2 separate regions of the Homo sapiens genome follow, and region 1 is linked to region 2. A link is an interaction called in ENCODE POLR2A ChIA-PET data of the cell type or tissue named here. Cell type or tissue: MCF 10A. All regions are shown on one strand. Links, peaks and the distances in the headings refer to the core of each region. The heading gives the core; the rest is flanking DNA. Region 1 overlaps NEK2-DT (NEK2 divergent transcript). Region 2 has its middle 12 kb from the start of SLC30A1.

What was found. Peaks named below come from ENCODE experiments on the same cell type or tissue, not always from the same donor. Only the 100,000 strongest peaks of a DNase experiment are listed, where the experiment ranks them.
Region 1: POLR2A ChIA-PET joins it to region 2 with 5 read pairs; 4 of 35 experiments call an interaction of 5 or more read pairs at or near these places.

The regions. Positions count from the first base shown.
Region 1 is chr1:211,685,301-211,689,693 of GRCh38, forward strand. It overlaps NEK2-DT (NEK2 divergent transcript), which reads left to right. Exons shown (of 4, transcript NR_148994.1): 3 at 266-506; 4 at 1,170-2,159. Among named protein-coding and RNA genes, the nearest start is that of NEK2-DT, 12 kb to the left of the region's middle. In MCF 10A, for the core only: no CTCF peak of the experiment used is centred there; no DNase peak of the experiment used is centred there.
Region 2 is chr1:211,588,714-211,593,106 of GRCh38, forward strand. No RefSeq gene overlaps it. Among named protein-coding and RNA genes, the nearest start is that of SLC30A1, 12 kb to the left of the region's middle. In MCF 10A, for the core only: no CTCF peak of the experiment used is centred there; DNase peaks (open chromatin) are centred at 1,618 and 3,658.

The DNA of each region.
Region 1 (4,393 bases), core at 120-4,119, 97 kb after region 2:
AGTCCCAGCTACTCGGGAGGCTTAGGCAGGAGAATCGCTTGAACCCAGAGGGCAGAGGTTGCAGTGAGCCAAGATTGCACCACTGCACTCCAGCCTGGGCGACAGAGCGAGACTCCGTCTCAAACAACAACAACAACAACAAAGATGCAGGGGATTTTTAAAAAAACAACAGCAAAAACCCAATTTCCAGTTTAGGTTCTGTTGTGATAGCTGTGCTGTGAGGCCTGGCATCTAGCCTCTGACCAGACTTCACCATCCTTGCCAGATCCCGGAGAGCTTGTCCACTGCAACAGTGCAACACGCTAAGGGCTGTGTGGCGGCACAGGGGCTCTGAGCTCCTGACCTGAGTCATGGGGACCTGAAGGCTGACACCCAGCCCTATACCTACAAGCTGGGTGAGACCCCTGGCAGTTGCCTACACCCCTGCTGAGACCCAGTACCTCCCTGTAAAATGGGGGAAATAATGCCTGCCTCACAGGGTTTCGATGAAGGGTGAGTGAAATAAGGTATGTAGTGTCTGACGTGCTTAGATGCCCCAGACGCAATAGCTACTATGGTTTTTAGTATAATTATTTTGGGGGAGGAATGAAGTCATAGAGGAAACCTAACACCCCAAGCTTTCTGCTGACTGTTGAGGCACCGTAATGGGCATTTTACACAACCTCCAGCAGGGCCGCCCAGCCAGCGTTTCTGAGGGTGCACGCTTCCCCAGCTGGCCTGGCTCTGTCACGTGGCTTCTGCTCTGCCTGTCCCCATGTGGCATCCTGCCCCAGGAAGGTCCTCAAACCTGCATTTAGGGGCATTTGAGTGTATAGCTGTCCTGTCAGCCCAAGACAAGGGGAGCGAGGCCAAGGCATGAGCCTTCTCAGGGTGGTTTTCAGTACCCCCCCCAGCCAAGAAGCAGATGTGAGCTGCTCCCAAGTGCCCGCACTCTCCTGCTGCTGCTCCTGTCTTCTCTCTCCCTCTCTCTCTCTCTCTCTTCTTTCTCGTCCCCCTTCAGCTACCCATTTAGGGCAGAGAGGCAGTAGAGGGGCAGCTGAGGAGAGGACAGGCCTTGGTCCCTGGCTCTCGAGACCTAATTTCTTCCCCAGTACGCCACAAGTTCCAGAACTGGCCTCACTCAGATCTGAGACACGATGCAGAGACCTCTCTCTCCTCTTCTTTTTCAGGAAACATTTGGAAACCCCTTGGAGGAGATCTGCCACATGGCCTCCAGTGAACTGTAGACTCCTGCATAGCCTTCCAAAGTTCTTCATTTGGTGAATATTATGAGAAATGACACGTATGACTTTCTCCCAAATACGTGGCTTAAACCCAAAGTACAGTGAAATCAGAACTGACCACACAGAGTAATTGGGGCAAGGGAGTTATTTGTGACACAAAGCCCTCATCACTTTATAAAAGTACTTGCTACTGATTACATTGAAAACCAGTCTTCCTGAGTAAAACATGTTTTTTGTTTTGTATCGTTTTTGTTTTTGTTTTTTTGAGACAGAGTCTCACTCTTTGACCCAGGCTGGAGTGCAGTGGTGCGAACTTGGCTCTCCGCAACCTCTGCCTTCTGGGTTCAAGCGATTCTCTTGCCTCAGCCTCCTGAGTAGCTGGGATTACAGGTGCCCGTCACCACGCCAGGCTAATTTTTTTGTATTTTTAGTAGAGGCGAGGTTTTGCCATGTTGGCCAGGTTGATCTTGAACTCCTGACCTCAGATGATCCACATGCCTGGGCCTCCCAAAGTGCTGGGGTTAGAGGCATTAAGGGAGGAGACCACCCCTCATATTGTCTTATGCCCAATTTCTGCCTCCAAAGAAAGAAAAAGTAAAAACTGAAAGGCAGAAATGAAATCCACAAGCAGACAGCCCGGTGCCACACCCTGGGCAGATCGACCCCTGACCTAATCGGTTATGTTATCGATTACAGACATTGGATAGAAAAGCACTGTGAAAATCCCTATCCTGTTTTGTTCAGATCGAATTACCGGTGCATGCAGCCCCCAGACACGTACCCTCTGCTTGCTCAATCGATCACGACCCTCTCACACGCACCCCCTTAGAGTTGTGAGCCCTTAAAAGGGACAGGAATTGCTCACTCGGGGAGCTTGGCTCTTGAGACAGGAGTCTTGCCAATGCCCCCAGCCGAATAAACCCCTTCCTTCTTTAACTCGGAGTCTGAGGAGTTTTGTCTGCAGCTCATCCTGCTACATTTCTTGGTTCCCTGACCAGGAAGCGAGGTGACTGGCACATGGTCGAGGCAGCTGCTTAGGCAGCTTAAGCATGCCCTGTGAAACATCCCTGTGGGGGACTCCGACCAGCCCAGGCAACGCGGATCCTGAGAACGCTCCCGGGTAGGCATCTGCCCCTGTGGGATGCCTCACCAGAGCAGTGTGTGGCAGGCCCCCGTGGAGGACCAACACAGTGGCTGAACACCGGGAAGGAACAGGATCTTGGAGTCTGGACATCTAAAACTTGGTAAGACTAGTCTCGAGAACTTGCCCACTCCATTTGAGTGGAAGCGTGGCCTGATCACCCATGACATGCATTTATCAGCACTTTGGTTTTGGTTTTGGTTTTGGTTTTGACTTGGTTTGAATTGCTTGACAGGACAGGTATTGGAAACTTGCCCACTCCATTTGAGTGGACGCGTGGCCTGATCACCCATGGTGTGCCTGTACCGGCACTTCGGTTTTTGTTTTTGACTTGACTTGGATTCCTTGATACTTTGGTTTTGGTTTTGACCTGTCTTGGATTTCTGGACACTCTGATTTTGGTTTTGATTTTGGTTTGATGCAAACTGCAAAAGTGTGTGTGTGCCCTTTTTACCTGTTCTTTGTTTTGTGGTGTGCTTGTGGTGTGAGCATGGTGTTTTGTCTCAAGGAAGCATAGGTCAGGCACAAATAAGCCCACCCTACTAGGAACTACGGTGAAAAATTTCAAAAAAGAGTTTAAGGGAGACTATGGAGTACGGTGACACCAGGAAAACTTAAAACTTTCTGTAAGACAGACTGGCCAGCATTAGAGGTAGGTTGGCCATTAGAAGGGAGCCCGGACAGGTCCCTTGTTTCAAAGCTATGGCACAAGGTAACCTGTAAGCCAGGGAACCCAGACCAGTTCCCGTACATAGACACTTGGTTACAGCTGGTTTTAGACCCCCCGCCCCTAACACAGAGTGGTGGAGAGAACAGCAGAATAAGCGCCTGGCAGAGGCAAGGAAAGACCAACAGAGAGAGAGAAAGGAAAGAGACAGACAGGAAAAGAGGCAAAGAGAGAGAGGAAGAGACAGAGAGGAAGAGAAAAAAAAAGAGAGAGTCAAGGAGAGAGAGAGAGAGAAAGAGAGAGGCAGAGAGAGAGGAAGAGACAGGCAAAAGGAAAGTCAGAGAGAGACAAAGTCAAAGAGAGAAAGAAAGAAAGAGATATACAAGTAGTTAAGAAAAAAAAAGTGTACCCTATTCCTTTAAAAGCCAATGCAAATTTAAAACCTATAATTGATAATTGAAGATATTCTCCATAACCCTATAACACTCCAATACCACTTTGTTGTCAGTGTAAACAAGGGCATATCCCGAAAGCACTGAGGGCTTCCTATCAAAAATCCTTAACCCGGTAACCCGCAGATGGACCAAATGCATTCAATCTGTAGCAGCAACTGCTTTGCTAACAAAAAAAAAAAAGTAAAAAAAATAACTTTTAGAGGAAACCTCATTGTGAGCACACCTCACCAGTTCAGAAGTATCCTAAGGAAAAAAAAAGGGAAAAAAAGGGGGGGCAGAATTTATATAAAAAGAGTATTATATGGTAAATTCTTGTCCTGAAATAAATTAACTGGTTGTTTAAAGAAAGAAATATTTGTAATAAGTCAGAAAGTTGAGGCATGTCGAAGAATTGTCTGCAAAAGTCATGAAAGAGAAAAATGTTATAAAAAAGAATTTATGCAAATAATGTTGTATAATTTAAAAGTAACTAGGCCTCCTGAATGTAAAACTATTTTAAAAAAACAGTTTATGTGCAAGGTGTATCAGAAAAGTAAAATATACCTTTAGTAAAAGGATTATAAGGAGGCATAAGAATGCACATTTTTACCTACATTAAAAAGTTTTTAAAAAATTATTGTTTTGAAGATTTAAGCAAGTTTTAAAACGTTAATTGTAAAGAAAATTCTGTGTGTAAACATATTAGCTAAAGTTAAAGAAGTATCATCCAGTTTTTCTGTGAACTGGACATTAAAGTAAAAGCATAACAGGTTTTTCTTAAAGCACCAACCTGCTCTTTCACAAAAATTATAAAAGGTTAAAAAGAGTCTATAAAATCTTACCTTATGGTCAAACATTAAAAATTAGATAAATATGTCTACAAGGTTTTATTAAAATTAGGTTTAACATTACTAACACACTAATATAA
Region 2 (4,393 bases), core at 71-4,070:
ACTGTCGTATTCCATAAAGTATACTTTTCATTTGCTGCCCTGTAATGTATCCCTTTTGTGTGTCTCTCTCCCAGCTCCCCAAAGCTACTTGAGGACAGGGATCATTGCTTTTATCTTTCTGTATCCTCAGGGTCTAGCACATGGTAGTGACTCAAGTCTATGGCAACAATAATAATCTTATTGTCAAAAGTTGTCTACTAATTTGTTACTCATTCCATAGTTTCCTCAAGCCCTAGCGTGTGTTGTATCAAAGACAGCAGTTTGTTCCTCGCCTTTCCCATCTGCCAATGAGCCTTCTAGTTCCAGAAGATTTCACATATATATCGCAAATGAAAGGTGAGCTTGAACAGGTTAATCCTTCTGCTGGGTAGACTTGTGTTGAAATAATTAGGCTATAGGCCCATGCCTGGAGATCTTTTCCTTACACATATGGAGATGTTGGTTTTCCTGGTGTTTCTCACAGTGGAATTACTCTGTTATTTGTTTACTCATGAGCCTGTTTTCTTTGTGACCCAGGTAGCTCTTCATGTTGGTTGGTGAACCCCTGAACTACAGGGAGCCAGCTCTGCCTTGAGCTTCTCCTGTTGAACGACGGTTATTCTCATGGCTCAACGCAGGGCATTTTTCCCCATCTCCAGTCAAGAACGCAGGGTCTTGGGCCAGGCCTGGTGGCTCACACACATAATTTCAGCACTTTTAGAGGTCGAGGCGGGCATATTGCTTGAGCTCAGGAGTTGGAGACCAGCCTTGGCAACATGGTAAAACCCCCTGTGGTCCCAGCGGTCCCAGCAACTTGGGAGGCTGAGGTGGGAGGATCGCTTGAGCCAGGGAGGCAGAGGCTGCAGTGAGCTGAGATCATGCCACTGCACTTCATCCTGGGTGACAAAGCAAAACCCTGACTGAACAACAACAGCAAATGCTAAAGAACTCAGGGTCTGACCACCACTCAGTAATGTGATATCAGACTGGCCAAAAAAAACCCCAAACTTATTTGGACATATTCTCAAACTTAGAATAAGTTTCAAGAAACATCCCTTTTAGATTAAAGGAGGAAAAAGGGATAAGATAAACATATACCCTTTACCTACTTTTACCTATTGTTAGCATTTTACCCCATTTGCTTTAGCTATTTTTGCATTCTCTTTCTCTCTCTTTTGAACCATATGAGGGTAAGTTACATACATCATGATCCTTCACTTCTGAATACCTTAGTGTGCAATTCATAAAAGTAGGAATAGGCCAACTCTGGGCACATTGCCTGTGAGTTAGCCCTGTTCCACATGGAGTAGAGAAAAAAATAAAAATAAAAATAGGAATATTCTCTTACATAACCACAGTACATTTATCAGCCTCACAATTTTACATCGGTACTGCCTATATTCCAATGTTGTCAGTTGATCTAATGGTGTATTTTATAGAATTATCCTCTTCTCCCCACTCCTGTGCAGCACTGAGTCTAGGGTCAGGCTTACATCTAGTTGTCTTATCCCTTCTTATCCCTTTTACCTCCTTTAATCTGGAACATTTCCATAGCCTTTCTTTGTCTTTTTTTTGAGACAGAGTCTTGCTCTGTTGCTCAGGCTGGAGTGCAGTTGCACAATCCTGGCTCACCGCAACTTCCTCCTCCTGGGTTCCAGCGATCCTCAGCCTCCTGAGTAGCTGGGACTACAGTCATGTGCCACCACACCCGGCTAATTTTTGTATTTTTAGTAGAGATGGGGTTTCGCCATGTTGGCCAGGATGGTCATGAACTCCTGGCCTCAAGTGATCCATCCATCTGCCTCGGCCTCCCTCCCAAAGTGCTGGGATTACAGGTGTAAGCCCCTACCCCTGGCCCTTTGTCTCTTATGATGTTGATATTTTTTAAGAATACAGTGCCCCTCATCTTTTTTTTTTTTTAAATAGAACATTCCTATTTTGTTTGTTATGTATTCTTGGCTAGAATATTGCAAAAATTAACATTGTGTCCTTCTAAGGATATCATGCTGGAGGCACACAAGTTTCATCTGCCCCTTACTGGTAAATGTAAATTTGTATCACCCTGTCAAGGTGTTGCCCAGTTTCTCCACTGGGTAATTAATTTTTTTCTCCCTTCAACTAATAAGCAGTCTTTGGGGAGATACTTTTAAGACCATGCAAATAGCTTGTTCTTCAACATTTCCTCCTTTGATTTAGCATCTATTGATAATTCCTGCCTGATCCCATGTTTACTACAATGATTTCCAAAATGATGATGTTCTGGCTCCAGCAGTTCCTCCCCATTTCCTAGCCAACTCTCAATATTCTGCTGTAAGCAAGAGCCCTCCCTTCTCCCCATTTACTTATTTACCTATTATCAGTAAGGACTTACAAATGCCTATTTTTTTAGTGCTTTATAATTCATTACTGACTTAATTTTGGTGCTTAATTTGTCCCAGATTTTCCCAGTGGGAACTTCTTCAAGCTGGCTCTTAGGTTAGGTAGATATTTAATGGAGGTTTCTTGATTATGATTGGATGATAAAATACAAGATGTTAATAGTTATTCTATGCACTCTAGCATAATAGGTGAGCATGTAGTACAGTGGTTAAGGGTTTGGAATTTAGATAGATCTGAGTTCAATCCTGGCTTTCCTATTTACTGGCAATGTTTTGGGTAGATTACTTATGCTCTCTGTGCCTCAGTTTCCTCACGGCAGTGTGATAATATTAGAACCTACCTCATAGGGTTTTGTTTTGTTTTGTTTTTGAGACAGAGTTTCACTCTTGTTGTCTAGGCTGCAGTGCAATGGTGCAATCTTGGCTCACCGCAACCTCCACCTCCCGGGTTCAAGCGATTCTCCTGCCTCAGCCTCCCAAGTAGCTGGGATTACAGGCATGCACCATCGTGCCCGGCTAATTTTGTTTTTTTAGTAGAGATGGAGTTTCACCATGTTGGTCAGGCTGGTCTTGAACTCCTGACCTCAGGTGATCTACCTGCCTCGGCCTCCCAAAGTGCTGGCATTACAGGCATGAGCCACCACCATGAGCCCAGCCCCTCATAGGGTTTTTATAAGGATTAGGTGAGATAATTATGTAAACCGCTTCATAGAGTAACTGACAAATACAAACGTGATAGATGTGGGCAAGGGCCATATTTTATTTCCCCTTATTATAGCTTATGTATGGTATAGGTTGTCTCAATTGCTATTGCTGTTTCCTACAGCCACCATCGAAAGGTCTCCCCAAATTCATATCTACCTGCCCTTTTACAAAACTTTTTTTTTTTTTTTGTAGAGTTGGGGTGGGAGGGGTTTCTCTATGTTGCCCAGGCTGGTCTTGAACTCCTGGGCTCAAACAATCAGCCCAGTCAGGATTACAGGAGTGAGCCACCATGTCTGCCCTACAATTCATTTTAGTTAATTGAATTGTTGAATGTTGTAGGTCTCAAGGGACCCAGAGATAATCTAGCGTCACTGCTCTTTTGTTGGGATGTGGAGTATGACTTGAGAGGTTAAATGGTTTGTTTCAGGTCACCCAGGAAAGGTGAAAGAGCGAGGAGGGGTGCCCGATTTTCCCCTGCACACTTCGCATGCCATACCCTATCTCCACTGCCATCAAGAGCAATATTCATTTGGTTTCTTTTCCCAGTCAAGGGGTATTATTCAGAGCATCAGTGGGAAAGCGTCTCATTTTCTGCATGACTCATCCTCATTCCAAGATTAACATGCTCCACTTTCATTCTTTGCCTCCCACTCAGTTTCACATCCAGCCAGAGCCTTGAGAGCCTCCATGCCCACCCAATCTGCCTCCTGCTCCCACCCTGTTCTGCCTCTTCTCCGGTTCTGCTTTTACCTCCTTGCCCTACACTGTCCCACCACCCTCAGATTCCACCGACCACTTTGGTTGGACTCTGGTTTAAGAAAGGCATGTCTTCCTGAAATACCACTCTGATCTATGTTGAAAATAGCTTAAAGAAATATACTTAAGTTGCAGCAGATATACAGGGACAAGTGTTTGTCCATATACTTCTGACATTCCATTCAGGTCCAAGCATTATAGCAAAAAGCATGCATTTCTGGACATATCTATTTTATTTCAACCTCCTCTAAAAAAAAAACATTAGGGGTTCTTCTGATGTACTGGGATGTTGTTGAACAAAATAAATGTGCCATTGGCTAAGGCTTGTGGGATCTTTATATTGTGCCAAGACTTTCAACTTCTTACTGTTTTGTTGTTGTTGTTGTTGTTTGAGACAGAGTCTCACTCTATTGCCCAGGCTGGAGTGCAGTGGCACAATCTCAGCTCATTGCAACCTCTGCCTCCCAGTTCAAGCATTCTTGTGCCTCAGCCTCCTGAGTAGCTGGGATTACAGGCACCGGTCACTATGCCCGGCTAATTTTTATATTTTTAGTAGAGACAAGGTTTCACCATGT